Linked DNA regions of Homo sapiens: region 2 is linked to region 1. The links are chromatin loops, found by intact Hi-C in ENCODE. Cell type or tissue: dorsolateral prefrontal cortex. All regions are shown on one strand. Links, peaks and the distances in the headings refer to the core of each region. The heading gives the core; the rest is flanking DNA.

Evidence for each region. Peaks named below come from ENCODE experiments on the same cell type or tissue, not always from the same donor. Only the 100,000 strongest peaks of a DNase experiment are listed, where the experiment ranks them.
Region 2: a loop joins it to region 1, with 3 times the contacts of the local background. A loop is called at or near these places in 41 of 110 quality-filtered maps.

What each region holds. Positions count from the first base shown.
Region 1 is chr4:1,509,192-1,517,773 of GRCh38, reverse strand. No RefSeq gene overlaps it. Among named protein-coding and RNA genes, the nearest start is that of NKX1-1, 110 kb to the right of the region's middle. RefSeq lists an enhancer at 5,069-5,719. In dorsolateral prefrontal cortex, for the core only: CTCF peaks have their summits at 4,225 and 4,424 (motif pointing right); a DNase peak (open chromatin) is centred at 4,533; H3K27ac peaks cover 1,179 bases; H3K27me3 peaks cover 1,899 bases.
Region 2 is chr4:1,355,348-1,357,847 of GRCh38, reverse strand. All of the region lies in intron 7 of UVSSA (UV stimulated scaffold protein A), which reads right to left. Among named protein-coding and RNA genes, the nearest start is that of UVSSA, 9.4 kb to the right of the region's middle. In dorsolateral prefrontal cortex, for the core only: CTCF peaks have their summits at 1,246 and 1,454 (motif pointing left); DNase peaks (open chromatin) are centred at 374 and 1,447.

The sequences.
Region 1 (8,582 bases), core at 3,367-5,866:
GTTGCTCCCAGACAGACCGTTCACAGCCCTCTGGTGTGGATGGGGCTGCTCGTACATCACAGTCCTCAACACCCGGGTCTCTGGGCTCAGCCCTAACTGTCGGCCAGGGGGTGGGGGGCTCATCTGTGAGGAGCAGTTTTTGTCCCACAGGAGTGAGTGAGGGGTCTGAGAAGATGTCGTGAAGACAGGGCGAGAAACAAAAGTTTCATTTCAACTGGCTGACACTTTTACAGAAGCAAATATCAGCGACCCAGTGACAGGTGGTGGGTGTCCCTGAGACCCCTGGTGGGAGCTCTGTGGGTCACAGTGGCCACAGGGTCTGACCCCAGTCACCCACTGGGGGCCAGTCGCTCCCCAGAGCCACCATGGTGTGGGTGTGCCGGGGGGTTCTGCCTAGATGCCCAGGACAGCCCTGAACAGCCGCAGTGCCTGACACTGCAGAGAGCAAGCGTCTCCACCCAGGGCTAGCCCAGGTGGGTGGCACCTGTGGCTGCTGGTGGGCGGAGGGCTGGAGCCTGTTCTGGCCACTGCTGGCTGACTTCACTGCATGGGAGAAGGGCGCGGACCCTCCCGTGGTCCAGCTCCAGGGGCAGGATCGTCGCTGTTACCCAAGGCCAGCGGTGGCCTCAGACACAGCTAGGTGCAGAGATGCTATACTATACTCCCCGCTGCCTCCCTCCCCTGAGGAGGGGTGGCAGAGGGCCCAGGAAGATGCCTGGGGCTGAGAGGGAGAAGGCCAGCGGGACACCAGGAGCAGGGGACCTGAACCCCACATGCTGAACCCCTCAAGCCTCAGGTGAGTCCTGGCCCAGCCAGCCTGGCTTACAGATACACCCCGAGGGCACCCCTTCCCTCACTGTTGACCCACTCCAGGAGAGGACGCATCAGATAACCCCGTAAATCACACGTCAAAACACTTTTTAAAGGAAACCGCTGAAGAGACAGCGTTTCCTCAGCCTGGTGAAGACGCATATAGCAAAATCTATGTAAGAAAGCCGGCTACTTAATCACGGAGACGAAGAGCCTCTGCGAGAGATTGTTCTGCTTAAAAAATGTGGTGGCGACTTGCAAATATGTTTTTAGAAGCAATTTTATTACAAACTGTCCCATCGGATAGCGCCTGGAAAGTTATGGGGAGCTGTGTTCATTCTTCAGACGCTGGGACAGCAGCGGGAGGTTGTTACAGGAGGATTTATTCCAGCAGAGCTGGGGAGGGGCCCAGGCCAGGTGTCGAGGGGACAGGCTCCATCTGGGTCTGTGTCCTTCCCAAGGGGCCAGGTAGAGGGTCCCTGCCAGCCCCTCCCCTACTCAGTGCCTGGCCCCTCTGCCTCCCTCCTTGCTGGTGCCCCAGTAGAGGGGCCCTGGGAGTGAGGAGCTGCCGTCTGGAGGGAATGCACAGATCGCAAAAGGCCGGAGGGAGGCCCAGGCTCAGGGACACGGCACCCACAGTCTGGCTGACGGAGAGACGTGAACACAGCCACAACTCACAGAACACTTCAGAGGGACTCAGGCCCCAGCAGGAAGAAGCAAATCACAAGAAGCCCCTGGTGTGGCCCAAGAATTTCTCTTTTTTCTAAGTCAGGTGTGAGACCTGGAGTCCACAGGGACTGTGTGGGGTCTCTGACCTCTTCCTCCTGGCTGGAGGGGGCTGAAGCCAGAAGACACTCTCTGCTCCTTCTGCATTCTCCTCATCACAGTGTCTGCCTGGCAGCTCTGAGATGGCCCCAGGGATGCACACCCCTACGGAGTCCCCTCCCCTGGAGCGGGGCTGCGCCTAGCAATGCTTCTGGGTGATGTGGCAGGTGGGGAGGCAGCTCCTCTGAGAGGAGGCTGTAGAAAAGAGCATGCCTCTGTCTTGGGTGCTGGCTGGATTTCTCCCTCGCCTTCCTCCCCTCCCTGACCCTATCTCTCTCTCATCACTTCCCCTTGGGGGAAGCCAGTGGCTGGAGTGAGTCCACTCAGACAGCCTATGGAGAAGCCCATAGAGGCAGGAAACCGACATCCCTGGGGTATAGGCAGTGAACGTCGGTGGCTTGCCAACAGCCTCGGGATGTTCTTGGGAATGAATCTACCACCAGTCAGGCTTTGAGATGCCTACAACCATGGCTGACAACTTGACTGCAGTTTCACCAGAGACCTTGAGCCAGAACTACACAGTTAGGCTGCTCTCAAGTTTCCGAGGGTCCCTCAGTAACCGCGCAGGATAATAAATATTTGTGATTTTTAGTTACTATGTTTTCAGGCAATTTGTTATACAGCAATAGATAAGTAATACAACTAACCACCATAATCATCATGACCATCATCACCATCACCATCATCACCACCATCACAACCATCACCATCACAATCATCACCATCACTATCACAGTCATCACCATCATCACCATCACCATCACAATCATCACCATCACCACCATCACAATCATCATCATCATCACCATCACAATCATCACCATCATCACCATCACAGTCATCACCATCATCACCACCATCACCACTGTCATTATTATCACCAGCACCATCATCTCCACCACCACCACCACCATCACAATCACCACCATTGTCACCACCATCACCACTGTCATTATTACCATCACCATCACCATCATCTCCACCATCACCATCATCACCATCACCACCACCACCATCCATCACCATCATCACCGCCATCACCATCATCTCCACCACCATGATCGTCACTACCATCAATATCACATCATCACATCAGTATAATCATCACCGTCATCACCACCATCACCAGTGTCATCTTTGTCACCATCACCATCAATAACATCACCGCCATCACCATCACCATCATATCTCCACCACCACCATCACTATCACCACCATCACTATCACCATCATCACCATCACCAATACCATCACCATCATCACTGTCACTATCATCATCACCATCATCATCACCACCACCATCGTCACTACCACTATCATCCCCATCACCACCATCACCATCTCCACCATCACCATTGTTACCATCATCACCACCACCATCGTCATCACTATTACCACCATCACCACTATCATCACCATCACCATCATTGTCATCACCACCACCATCACCACTACCTTTATCATCACCACCATCACCATCACCATCACCATGACTACCATTACCATCATCACCACCATCACCACCACCATCATGACCACTACCACCACCATCACCTCAGTGTCACCACCATCACCATCATCACCATCACCACTATCACCACCAACCACCACCACCATCACTACCATCACTACCACCATCATTACCAACATCACCTCCATCATCATTGTCACTATCACTATCATCACCACCATAACCGTCATGACCATTACCATATCACCATCATCACCATCACCACCATCACCATCATGACCATCACCATCAACTGCCATCACCATCAACCACCATCACCATCATCACTACCATCACTACCACCATCATTACCAACGTCACCTCCATCATCATTGTCACTATCACCATCATCACCACCATAACCATCATGACCATTACCATATCACCATCATCACCATCACCACCATCACCATCATGACCATCACCATCAGCCATAACCATCATCACCATCACCATCATCATCAACCATCATCATCACCACCAGCATCACCATCATCACCATCACCACCACCATCATCCTCATCACCTCCACCATAGCCATTGCCATAATCATCATCTCCTTTCTTCCTGGTCCACAGCTCTTTTCACATCTGGTCTCTTAATAATCAGAACAGTCATGCAAGAGGAGGAAACTGGGACTCAGAGCTGGAGCAACTTCCTTACGGCCACCCAGCAGACATGGCAAAAACCGAGCTGAGGCCAAGTCTGTCGAACTCCAGCTGCTCCAAGGCTCAGGACAGGCGTGTGCTGGCCCATGTTCCCTGGAGGGCTCTTTAGTCCAAGATGGAAGAGTATGGCCACCCAGCTGGGACCAGCAAAGAGAGGTAGGAAGGGTGGGGTGATGAGGGAAGAGCTTCCTCCCAGCCTCACCCTTGAGCCTCAAGGACTGCTTTCCAGAGACCCGGCTCAGGCAGCCCTCACTCCCCAGACCCCCTCCATGTTCTGGTCCTATAAAGAAGGCCGGGCTCAGGCAGCCCTCACTCCTCAGTCCCCCTCGCTGTTCTGGTCCTATAAAGAAGGCCGGAAGCCCGGGCCCTGCCGGGGTCAGCAGGGGTGCCTGTGTGGGCAGCCTGGGGTGTGGGGAGCCAGACCATTTGTGAGTGTCCAGGCTGAACATGACGTTCAGTGTCCAGAGAGGCTGCAGGCGACGGCGCCATGATGGGAGAAGAGGCTGGCGGGCAGGGACTTGGAGGGCGGGGACCTCCAGGCGGGCTGCGGCAGCGGGAAGGGGCCCCAGCGGCTCCGGCGCCGCGCACGGGAGGGGAGGGCCCGCCGCCAGGTGGCGCCTCGCCCTGCTCCACCGATGTGGCCGCGGCTCCCAGCTCCCGGCGGCCCGGCCCCGCCGCCTCCCCACGGCCGCACCTTGCACCGGCACCGCGGATGGGCCCAGTTTCTACGGCAGCGGCGGTCGGCAGTCGGGCTGGGGCTGCCAGCGCGGGCCGCACCCTAGGGCGCACCCCGCTCATGCGCTCCACAGCGCCGCGTGCCCTGCGGCCGTGCTGGGACCCTCCTGGGGCGGTGCTGGGACCCTCCTGGGCGGTGCTGGGACCCTCCTGGGCGGTGCTGGGACCCTCCTGGGCGGTGCTGGGCGGGTCGGGGGGAGGGGGTGCGGGGGCCGGGCTGGGGCCGTGCTGGGCTATGCTGGGGCCGTCCTGGAGCTGTCCTGGGGCCCTGCTGGGCGGCGTTGGGCTGTCCTGGGCTATGCAGGGGACGTCCTGGGGCGGTGCAGGAGCCGTGCTGGGGCCGGGGCTGGACCCGTGCTGGGCTGTCCAAGGCTCGGGGACTGCCCGCACTGGCGCTGCCCCAGGGACCTGGTCCCTGACCCCTGGCTTCCCCGCTGAAGCCCGCCTGGCAGGCCTGTCGCCCCCACGGACATCGGCCCGGACCTGTGGCGCGCTCGGTCCCCATCAGGCCTGACAGTGTGGCCCTTTACCCAGGGCCGCTAATTGATAACACTTAATTAATCTGCCCAGGAGAGAGATCAAATGGGGCTGGGTCCCGGCGGCCGTGTATTGACCCGGTTATTTCAATTAACCGCGGGGCCAGGGACTGCTCTGCTGAGCCCACCCCAGCTGCCCCCGGCCCGATCCCCGATCTGTCTGCGGCCCAGGCCCCACCCCGGCGCCCCGCTCGGGGTCCATGGCCGGCAGCTCCAGGACCGCAAGGCTGCGCCTAAAGGAGCTGCTGCTTGCAATTAACTGCTTTATTTAGGGCATTTTTTTTTTCTTCAAACAGCAATTAGATTTCTGTAGGCTTTGGAGAAAGCAAATGACCAGCAGCAAGACACCTTATAAATCAGGCCCTGAGGGTGGGCGAAGCCCCACTTTGGCAGGTGGCTGGCTGCCCTGCAGGGGCGTGGATGGGAGGGCTGCGCCCAGAACTCCCTCGGGGCCTGTGTGGGCTGGAGCCACGGTCTCTGCCCTGGAAAGGAGAGTTTCGGGAGGCCTTGGGTGCTGGCACCCTATTAAATTGCAAAGCACCCACCCTCCCCTGTCCCGCTACCCTGCCCTTCCTCCCTCATTCCCTCTCACCTCCCCCATCCACCCCCCACCCTTCCTCTCCTCCCTCTCTCCTTCGCCTTCCCTCTCCTCCCCTACTCCCTTCCTCCCTATGCCCGCTCTGTTCCTCCTCCCTATGGAGCTATGATTGGACAGCCTAGGCCATGTGCCCATGTGTGGACCAATTACTATAGTTAGACAGATGGGGCACCATGATTGGACAGCCTAGGCCATGTGTCTGTCCCTGGACCAATCACTGTGGTTAGACATATGGAGCACTATGATTGGATGGCCTGGGCCATGTGCCCACTCCTGGACCAATCACTGTGGTCGTAAAGATGGGGTACTGTGATTGGACAGCTTAGGCCATGTGCCTGGCCCTAGACCAATCCCTGCGGTGGGAGAGATGGGGCACTGTGATTGGCGGCCCTCCTGACGGGGCTGGGGGACCGCTCTGGGGCGGGAGCCACAGCATCCAATGGGGCAGGGGTCGAGGCCGCCCCAGCTGCCTTGATGGCGGTCGTGGGACCCTGGGCGCTGAGCTGGGGCGCGGGCAGCCTGAGTCTGTTAGTCTCTGAGGCCCAGCCACGGAGGCCGCGCTCCGGAACCCTTGAAAACCTCGGGCCCAGCGACAGCCAGTCCCAGCTCCGGGATGGCCATTCCTGTTCTGTCCCCCTTCCTTTCCGGTTCCCAAGTGGCTGTGGTCTCCGGAGGCCCAGTGCAGACTCCTGGTGGCAGGGACTGGGGCGGAGAGCAGGCAGCGACTGCGGAATGGGAACAGGGCTTCCTCTTTGTCGAAGTCAAAATAAAACGTAGATGAATCTCTATGTTTCGTGTGTTTTATTTGAGAGGAAGGAATTGCAGTTCGGGGCACACACTCAGACCAGGGGCGCTCCCCATCTGAGAATAAAAACAAGGCTGCAGCTCAGGAAACAGGAAGGTCACCTGTGGCCCCGAGGACGTCGGGCATTGGAAAAGCTCGGGCCCGCAAGTCCCCACTGCTGGGCCAGGCCGGGCAAAGTCGGCCCCGGAGTTGCGGCCCTGATCGCAGTTGCTGCAGATGAGGCTGCCTTCAGGTGACAGCAGTTTCAGCAGCTGGACTTGCAGAGAATCACATTCCTAGAGGAATGTCTTGCACCCCGAGTGCTTTTCCCTCAGCCTCCTACTCTCATGTAGTTGGGTGTGACAAGAATGACCCAATTTGTAAGATCAACTTTCACAGGGTGAGGAAAATGTTCTGGAATTAGGCCGCGATGATGGTTTCACAACCTTATAAATACACTAAAAATCACAGAATTGCATGCTTTAAAATGGTTAATGTCATGTTATAGTTCAATTTGAAAAAGCAGTGGAAAATTTCTTACGAATTAATACTAAGAGAAACAACCCAATTCAAAACACACCAAAGATTTGAGGAGACGTTCTTACCAGAGAAGATACACAGCTGGTAAGTGAATACATGAAAAGATGCTCGACATTGCTAATTATCAGGAAAACGCAGGTTAAAACCGCACAAAGCTGCCACTGTGCACCTATTGGAGCAGCTGAAATTACAAAGACCAACCTTGCCAAGTGCAGGTGAGGACACGGGGGAGTGTGCGTGCATCGCGGTGGGGAGTAAAGTCGAACCGCCAGTTTAGAAACCAGCTCGGCTGTTTCTTTAAAAATTACATATACATCTACCCTACAATTTCACCATTCCACTCCTAGGCATTTACCCAGGGGAAATGAAAGTGCATGTCCACACAAAGACTTATACTTGAAGTGCATTGAACTTTATCTGTAACAGCCCCAAACTGGAACTACCCATATGTCCATCAAAAGGTGAATTGTAAACTGTATCACTGTGTATCATAACCACACAATGGAGTACTGCTCAGCTCAGCAACAAAACAGAACTACTGTTACTCAAGACGACATGAATGGATTACAAAATAATTGTGCTGCGTGAGAGAAGCCAGAGGGGAAAAGTGTACATTTGTACAAAATTCTAGACAGTGAAACTTAATCTACAGTGACTAAAGATGAGTGGTTGCCGGGCTCAGAGGAAAGGTGGAGAGGAGGTGTCAGGAAGGGACAGAAATGACTTCTGGGGGTGACCAGAATGTTTGTGTCCTGGGTCCTGGGGATGTTCTTGCTGGCATGGACGCATGGACACATGTCAAAACCCATAACATTGTACATGTTAAATATGTGAGGTTTGTTGTATGCCAATGATACTTTGATAAAGCTGTTTTTTTAAAAGGAGCCCATCCCTGGGGCTGCCCTGCTGTCCCTGGTCAGCTGCTCGTGTCCCTTCATAGGACAGGCAGGTGAGCACTGGATGAACCCGCAGCCCTTGGAAGGCCTTGAGCCTCTCCACTCCTCCCTGGCACTGAAGCTGGGCCTCCCTCCCGAGCCCCAAAAGCTAGGGGATGTGCAGATACCGAGATAAATGAATCCCAGCCAGCAGGCATGGGCAGGGAACACCCCGGGGACGAGGGGCAGCACGGAGCCCACAGAGGATGGGGGCAGCCAGGACTGCACAGTGGCTGAGACGGGGGAGGGTCAGGTCTGGTGTGTGGGCCTCTGGGGCAGGGCCTGGGCTCTGAGCATGGTCTCCCCCTTCCACTATCCATGCCCAGCCCCTGATGCCTGTGCCCTGCCTGCTGTCTCCACCTCCAGGGTGCCACGGATGTGGCCCAGGGCCGGCCTCGAGCCTCAGGTCTGCTACTTGCCCTGGGGGAGTATATACCTCACTCCCTGGCCTCAGTTTCCCTGCTTTTAAAAGGAGACCCCATGGGCTGTCTGCTCTTGACCAATGGGAGGCAAGCAAGCTGCTGCTGGAGGGAACATCTTGTTTGAGGCTGCCACGGTGCTCCAGAGACAGCCCCTGTGCTGCTGTCCCTCCAGGTGGAGTGCAGAGGAGGCCCGGAGGCCCAGGTACCCAGGAGCTCCCT
Region 2 (2,500 bases), core at 1-2,500, 160 kb after region 1:
AGGCCCTGAATATAGCATCCCTGAGGCAGGAGGGGCTAGTGCTGCCTCCAGAAGGGCACGGCCAGCAGGAGCCTGCAGCCTGCAGAGGTCTGGGAGGCCAGCACTCCTGAGCCCACACACGGCAGGAGCCAGGCTGAGCTGAACACTCATGAAGAGCACGCAGGGTCCCTGGCACACAGGGGGAGTCTGCATCCACCAGGGTGAGGTGGAGATGTGGGTGCAAGTCAGCCATGGCTGGGAGCCTGCAGGCCTCGCTGGTACCGTGGCCGCGCTGAATTAGAGTCCTGACTCGGGGAACGGCAGCTCCTCATCCTCACCCAAGCAGGCCGAGCTGCCAGCAGTCCCGGAGGCTGCCCAGATTCACTTCCACCAGCCAACCCCACTTGGAGGGCATCCCAGATGCTGTAGAGCTGTGAGATGCAGGCAGGGGTAGCACCAGGCATTCCAGAAGGTTCCACTGCCAGAATCTCAGGCCAAGAAGAGCCACCTGGCTGCCCCAGCCCCAGCACTGCTGCTGGTACTAAAGGACTGTGCCAGCTGGAGGGGCCCAGGCCTGATGAGACCAGACCATGCCACCCATCAGCCCCCCTCTGCTCTGTGGACCCTCACCAATAACCAGCTGGAGGGGCCCAGGCCTGATGAGACCAGACCATGCCACCCATCAGCCCCGCTCTGCTCTATGGACCCTCACCAATAACCAGCTGGAGGGGCCCAGGCCTGATGAGACCAGACCATGCCACCCATCAGCCCCGCTCTGCTCTATGGACCCTCACCAATAACCAGCTGGAGGGGCCCAGGCCTGATGAGACCAGACCATGCCACCCATCAGCCCCGCTCTGCTCTGTGGACCCTCACCAATAAGCCAGCTGACCCAGGGGTTGCCACTGCCAGGCAAAGGCCCACCGGCCACCTTCAGACAAAACTGTCTGCAGACTGCAGAAGCCGTGCCAGGTGAGTCCAGGGCAGCAGGTGCACCGGTGCAGTGCCTGGTGCAGGGTCTCAGCGTGAGGCTCCAGCAAGCCTTGCCCATGCCGTGGAGACCGGGCAGTGACCTTGAAAGGGCCTCAATGTGAGCCACAGGGAAGTGCCCGTGACCCCAGCCGGCAGCCCCCACGCAGCCCACTAGGCAACAGTGACAGGGGCTGGCATAGGGGCCCGGTCCTGCGGCTGCCATCCTGTGGGCCCAAGTGTGCTGGGCATGGGCAGTGGGCTCACCCTGATCTTGACATGCTGACGGCACTCACCATCTTCCTCCCAAGCCTAGACCAGCATCCTTTCGCATTGCAAAAAGTATATTTTCGTCACAACTCACAGAAGTATTTCCTTGTGGAGCAAGGTGTTGACCAGCACCCACAAACGCGGCCACACACCAGCGGCGAGGCCAGTGGGCTCCCACATGTCTATAAATTCTCCGGGAGTCAGTTTCGGACTTAAAGGAGAAAAGCAAGCTCGCCCTCTGCTGGCCCCTGGGGGGGCTGCACACCACCACGTTGGGGACGCGGGGCCACTGACCTGGGGAAAACGACAGGCTCAGCATTTAATCGAGAGGAGCTTCCCCACCCCCCAACTTCCAAGGCCCCGCACGTCTGCTGCTGTGGAACCCAACCTCTTCCTCAGCAAGGAGCACAGTGTCACTTCCACCCCAAAGCTTTCCTTAAAGTGGGGAGAGCCAAAAGGCCACCATCTCCTAGGCCAGGGCTGGATTTGGGGTCCGAGCTCAGGGGTGTTGGGGTTCAGGGCTTGGGTTCCTGAAGGGAGAGGTGCCTGAGAGACAGCACTGCTGTGGGAGCTCAGGGTGGCCGCTGTGTACCTCCAGTCCTAAGGCCCGACTGTGCTGGGTGCTGCCGAGGACGTCTGCAGAGGACCCCAGCTCTCAGGCCCCTCCAGGCACCGAGGCCCAGATTTCCATTCCATGCTCAGCCAGTTCAAGGTCCCTGGCACAGCAGTGTGCTGGGCACCCCCACCCTCGAACGGCTCCGACACACCCAATGCGACGGTCTCTGCTCCCAGCTTCACCCACCAGAGGCACCCCAAACCTCCCTCCAGCCTCCAGCCCCTCGCGGCAGCCCTGCCCCTTCTAACCCCGTGCTCCCTGCTCAGGGAAGTGCAGTGCCCCCATGACCCTCCCAAGCCCCTCGCAAGGCCCAGCAGACAGTAACCCAAGTCTTCACCCCAAGTGGGCACCAGTGCCCGCGCTGACCCTCCTGGCCGTCTGAGGGTTTGCCGAGGGTCTCTCCTCTGGTGGATACAGTGCCTGCCAGGACAGGTGCCGCACTGCTGATGACTCCCTAGAAGGAGTCACGGGGGGGACAGCCTGACTGGTGGCTTCCTGGAGGCGCGCACAGCACTCAGCACTTCTGCTCAGCTACCATACACGGCAGCCGGGCAACACCCGACAGCTGCACTGTCCCCTCTGCCATGGTGATGACCCTGGGCTCACAGGAAGCCCTCGCTGGGGAGGCAGGTCCTGCTGAGGCTGAGTGGGCTTGGGGTGTGGCTG